Regions from separate parts of the Homo sapiens genome. Here region 2 is linked to region 1. A link is a loop called in an ENCODE intact Hi-C map of the cell type or tissue named here. Cell type or tissue: MCF 10A. All regions are shown on one strand. Links, peaks and the distances in the headings refer to the core of each region. The heading gives the core; the rest is flanking DNA.

Region 1 (2,921 bases), core at 331-2,830:
TATGAAGTTCAAGTTAGGGGTGAAGATTCCTGAAGGCCCTGGTCCTAGGTCATAGTTGTTCCTGATTAAAGGGGAGACGGACAAGTGTTCAAAAGGGTCAAAGACATAGTCCCCTCAATTGAGACTTCCTTCTGAAATTAATCAGAAAGTTTAAAAGAGAGTTCTTCCTCATTTTGTTAATTACTTTCACATATTAATATATATTAACATTTTATATGGTAATATGTTTTTGACATTCCCCTCTAAAATGTTCTCATGGGCTGGCAGTGGTTTCTTATATTATGGGAGCCCTACTCTTTACTGAATTTTGTCCTTCTGTCATAGGGTAAAACTTTTTCGTCTCTACAGAACTCTCTCCAAGTGCACACCCATAGATTGGTTTGCTTGTGGAATCCTAGCATATCAGAAATGAAGGAATCTCAGAAATTGTTTTCATCAAACACCTCATATGCAGAAGGCAAAATGAAGGTTCAGAGCAGAAATGATTTGTCCAAGGATGCAACACTCATCTGCAGCAGAGGGAAGCTGAGCTCTGCAGACCCACCTAGCACTGCAGAGGCAGCCCTCTAGGACAAGGCTTCATAAAAAAGTGACTTTATGAGTTGGCTCCATAAAAAAGATACAGATTAAGAAATTGTTTAAACAGTGATCTCTATATAATTACTCTTTTATTTAAAAGTATGGGCTGGGAGCGGTGGCTGACGCCTGTAATCCCAGCACTTTGGGAGGCCGATGTGAGCAGATAACCTGAGGTCGGGAGTTAGAGACCAGCCTGACCAACATGGAGAAACTCCGTCTCTACTAAAAATACAAAATTAGCAGGGTGTGGTGGTGCATGCCTGTAATCCCAGCTACTCGGGAGGCTGAGGCAGGAGAACTGCTTGAACCCAGGAGGCAGAGGTTGTGGTGAGCCGAGATCGCGCCATTGCACTCCAGCCTGGGCAACAAGAGCGAAACTCTGTCTCAAAATAAATAAATAAATAAGTATTCCTTTCCCAGTCTTTTGCTGTGTGGAGCCAAGATTTTTATTTGCAGAAGTCTGCAGGGCTGGTGTGATCTCTTTCAGTCATAAACCATAACCTTCCTAACGGGCCATCTGCAATATCCAGTTGTGTTTTCTCGAATGTGGGGAAATGACTTAAAGACACTTCAGAATCAATTGGAGGAAGGGACCGTTCCAGAGCTTAATTTTCCGTTGTGTTTTAGAGTTCTGTTGTCCACACCTAATTTGTCAGAAATGGTTTTAGTCATGTTGTTTTGTAGAATCTTTCCACAGCATTTATGCTCCTTTTCATAGAAGCGGCTCAATCTGCTCACGGATTTATATAGTATAGATTAAAGGAGGGCAGTGTAATAATGCCATAACAGAGGCTGGTACTAAGCTTAAAGCACCCCTGATGGGAGCAGAAATGCCCTGGCAGCTGGAGAGAGAGCCAGCACCTAGAGCGAGCGCCCCCTGCTGGCCATGGAGGGGAATGGAGGGTGTGGGATCCCCTGCAAGCAGGTTAAGTGGAGGTTGTTTCAAAAGCTTCTTCTCTAATCTTTCTGGATACTACAGATGATTTACATGAAACTCAGTGTGATGCTTTAATAGACCAATGAGATCAAGTTAACAAATAGATCCTAGAAATTATACTATTTTTAATGTTTGTGAAGTACCTGCTCAGCCAGGTGTTGATGGAGGACAGAGGATTAAGAGGAAGCCTTGAGTTACAGGGACCGAAGCAGCTGCTGTGTGGATTCAGATCTGGGCGATACCGCCCCAAGGCTCGTTCTTCCAGCATTTCTATCATTCTCTCTCTCTGTCTTATAGGCAAATGAGATGATGTTTCCGGGTCAATACATGACGGGATTAACTGGGATAGAGAAACGTGGTTTTAGGATGTGAGTCTCCAAAATTTCTATGGTTCAAATGTGGGATCTCACATGATGGTCTTGGGCAAAGAGAATATCATTGATTCTCAAGATTTAAACACAGGAGAGCCTCTCACTCCTCCCAAAGCTACGAAGGGGATGGAGATGGCCCAGGGACATTCGAATCGGAACTCAAGATCAGTATTGGAGACCCCACCCTGTGACATAGACATCATGGACAAGTTCCTTGAATGTTGGAGCTTTATTTTCCTATTTGATAAAATGAGAATTATAGCTTCTGTGGAGGGCACGGGGGTGGTCTCTGAGGATCACAGGAGATAATGCACATCGAAATGCTTTGAAAAGCATCAAGTACTGAAAAATGTCCAGCTTAGCTATTAGTAACAGTGACTGTGTTGGGAGTCTGGGCTTTCTCCTGTCCAGCTAGAAACACTTTTATTGTGCTATTTTTAGTGTTACACCTGCACATGCTTGTTTGAGCAGGTATTAATGGTATAAAGATGCCAGGCTCAGGCCCACAGTGGGCCAGTTGTTCTATAATTTGTTCTATAATAGCATAACTTGACAACAGCTAAATGCCATAAAATGAATTGAGGATGGGGTGTGGGGGTGAAGACACTGCCTAACTCCTCCCCACTGTTGGGGAATGATATCCAGCCTGTCACCCACTGATGGCAGGTTATGTAGGAGAAGCAGATCTATTAAAATAGAAGCACAGCTGCATGCCATGATTACTTCTCTAAAGTTATTGTCTAGCTCTGCACTTGATCCTCCTCTGATAATACTCAAGAAATAGAACACCAAAGTTTGCTTGTTTTAAATTTGGTAATTAACGTCTGTTTTGCTTACACTAATGGTTTCTCGCGGGAAGGATGCGTGCATTATTAAATGTTGCTTAAGGAAAAGAAAACGTTTTGTGTTGGTTAACAATTTTTGACTACAAATAATAGAAAACGATACCAAAGCTGGCTTAAGTAAAAAAGTAATTTAATGCTTTCTATAAATAATAAGCCAGGGGTAGCATGGCCAATTTATCCAGTAGTCTC
Region 2 (2,921 bases), core at 305-2,804, 400 kb before region 1:
GCAGCTTGCATATAGAAATGCAATTTTAAGAAGCATATTCATAATGAAGAAGCCTAGTGATGTAGAATTTGAGATTTGGCCTGGAAAGCCTGTGTTCAAGTTACCACCAGGCCCCGGTGAACGTGATCAAGACTTTTCACCTCTCTGAGCCCAGATTCACCCTCAGCAATCTCCTTGCTCTTTTTCACCACCAGAGGCCCCCTTGGACCTTCTCATAGCCACTCCCTTTCCTACCAGGCCTTCCTTCACCTCTCTCTTTGAAGCAGTGCCCATCCCCATAAGCATTCAGCCCGTCCTCTTCTCTGCTTACCCACTTACTTGTTTATTTATGTCTCTCCCCAGGTAGGTTGTTAGCTTCCTAGAGTGGGGCCTGTCTAGTTGATCCATGTATGTCCAGAGCCTAGAACAGTGCCTGATTAATAGCGGGTGCATAGTAAATATATTTTTAAGAATATAAATGAAAGGTTCAATTTTACAAATAAGACATGTAAAGTCTAGAGATGTTAAATATAGATCCAAATCTAACAAATAGTACAATTTAGATTAAAGCCTGTCTAGTCTTTCCATTTCCTAGTTCTGTGTTCTTTCAATTATATCAGTGTTTTTCCAACTTTATTGATGATGGCCCAAAGAAAAATATACATTTCATATATCATACACACACGTATATGCATAAAGTTAAAGAAGTCATATAGAAAATATTTTCCCTCACTATTATATGAAAATAAAAGTTTTATTTTATATCAAATGTGATTTTATTACTATTGGACTATTTTATCTTTTTTAATTTGAAAGTTGTGATCCACTAAATCGTCGGAATGGACCGGCCATGGTGGTTCACACCTCTAATCCCAGCACTTTGGGAGACCAAGGCGGGCAGATCACCTGAGATCAGGAGTTCAAGATCAGCCTGGCCAACATGGCAAAACCCCATCTCTACCAAAAAATCGAAAAATTAGCTGCGCGTGATGGCATGTGCCTGTAATCCCAGCTACTTAGGAGACTGAGGCAGGGACAATTGCTTGAATCTGAGATGAAGAGGTTGCACTGAGCAGAGATTGTACCACTGCACTCCAGCCTGGGAGACAGAATGAGAGTCTGTCTCAAAAAAATAAAAATGACAATAAATCAATGTAATGACCCACTAATGATCTGGCATCCATAGTTGGGAAATATTCCCTTGTTTTGTTTTTATGAAAGATGTGTGAAATGGACTGTAATAGAGATAATATCTAATTTTTTTCTTGTGTGGGCATTAGCTAGTTAAGGACATTATTCATACTGTCATATGTCTTTGGTTTGCAAACTGTTATTTTGTCTCTTAAACATCTCTTGAATTGATTTCCTTCCTCTGCTACCTATTTGTGTAAATAAAGTTTTAACGAAACACAGCCATGTCCATTCACTCTGCAAGAGCCAAATTGGGCAATTGTGCCAGAAACTGCACAGACCATGAAGCCTATTGTATTTTCTTTCAGGCCCTTTACAGAAAAAGGGCTGCTGACTCTTGGTGTAGCGCCTCCTCCTGGATTGTCCGGATGAGTGCAGGCCCGCATCCCCAGAGCTCACCCCGGGAACAGTGACTGTCCATCAGGGGCTTCCTCAATCACATGCAGGTGTCCTTGCCTGCTCACATGTCTAGAATTGGATAATTTGAAAGAAAAGTTGTATTTTGTCCCATGCTGTGGGTTTTATGCTCAGTATATCAGATCCTTGTGGTTTTAGGAGGAAATGTGAAAAGGTAATGCCTAGCAACAGCACCAGGGTGTCGAAATCATTATCCATGTTCCCTCCCCTGGTCTATCCTGCCCTCGGTGCTCCCATTCCGGTGAGGGGCAGCACAGCTGGGATTGGCTCCTCCTCTCCCTGTGTGGTCTCACAATTCCAGGGTCCATAGGAACCCAACATGATGGAAGTTAGAGGTGTTCATTCAAATATGAAAGCTACTTAACATTTTTTCTTAAATTTGTATACACTTAAGGAGCATAAATGCAGTGTTGTCACATGGATATATTGCACAGTGGTGATGTCTGGGATTTTAGGGTAATCACCACCTAAGTTATGTACATTGTCCCCATTAAGTAATTTCTCATCCCTCATCTCCCTCCCATCCTTCCTCCCTTCGAGTCTCCAGTGACAATTATTCCACATTCTGTGTCTGTGTATACACATTATTTAGTGCACAGAGTACACAGCTCATCTCATTTGACTTTTTCAAGGCTCTTGGGGAAGATGAGGTAGGAGTTGGCATTTATTTTCTGAGTGGAGAGACCAAATGCATGTGATTTGATGAGCCTGGCAGATCTGTACTCACCCCAAGGTGATGACACCTTGCTGCCCTTGACCCATAGACAATGAAGTGGCCAGGCTGTGTGGTTAAGAACAGCAGATAATTCTGTCTCACTGCTGGTGTCACCCATGCACAAAATGCTGGCTGGAGGAAGGGCTGGTGGGTAGTTGTTTTAAGTACGGAAATTGGTTAATGCCCCAAAGCCAATGCATTGAGTTGAGATTCTTCCCATGAAGCGCCGAAAGCTTTTACAAAAGCCATCAATCTCAGCCCAACAAGGAAAGAGAGAGAAGAGGCCCTGGGTTTTGAAGAAGGGAAATTGAGGTGTTTCAGCAGGTCCTAAAACTATACTCAAACCTCAGTCCAGAATGAATGGATTTTCATCTCATCAACATTGGTAGATGCAGCCCATTTAGCATGACATCATAAACTGGAGGAAGAAGAGTGCAGAGAGCTCATTAGCATGAGTTGTCTTGGAAAGCTTTCGGAACAAGTTCTGAATTAATTAAAATTTCATTTGGATGATGAGCACATGGTTATATTTATTTTATTCTCAAGCCTTTCTATAGTAACTGAGGAGGCTCCCCTCTGCAGAATGCCTGATGGCAGTGGCCCTGCCATACATCATTTG

The links. A loop is a pair of places that touch in the nucleus more often than their neighbours do. Peaks named below come from ENCODE experiments on the same cell type or tissue, not always from the same donor. Only the 100,000 strongest peaks of a DNase experiment are listed, where the experiment ranks them.
Region 2: it touches region 1 in a loop (13-fold over the local background); 2 of 110 quality-filtered maps call a loop at or near these places.

The regions. Positions count from the first base shown.
Region 1 is chr12:126,746,272-126,749,192 of GRCh38, forward strand. LINC00944 (long intergenic non-protein coding RNA 944) reads right to left here. Exons shown (of 5, transcript NR_033878.1): 2 at 1,660-1,856; 3 at 1-61. Among named protein-coding and RNA genes, the nearest start is that of LINC00943, 11 kb to the left of the region's middle. In MCF 10A, for the core only: a CTCF peak has its summit at 1,453 (motif pointing left); a DNase peak (open chromatin) is centred at 1,440.
Region 2 is chr12:126,346,090-126,349,010 of GRCh38, forward strand. No RefSeq gene overlaps it. Among named protein-coding and RNA genes, the nearest start is that of LINC02350, 79 kb to the right of the region's middle. In MCF 10A, for the core only: a CTCF peak has its summit at 1,491 (motif pointing left); no DNase peak of the experiment used is centred there.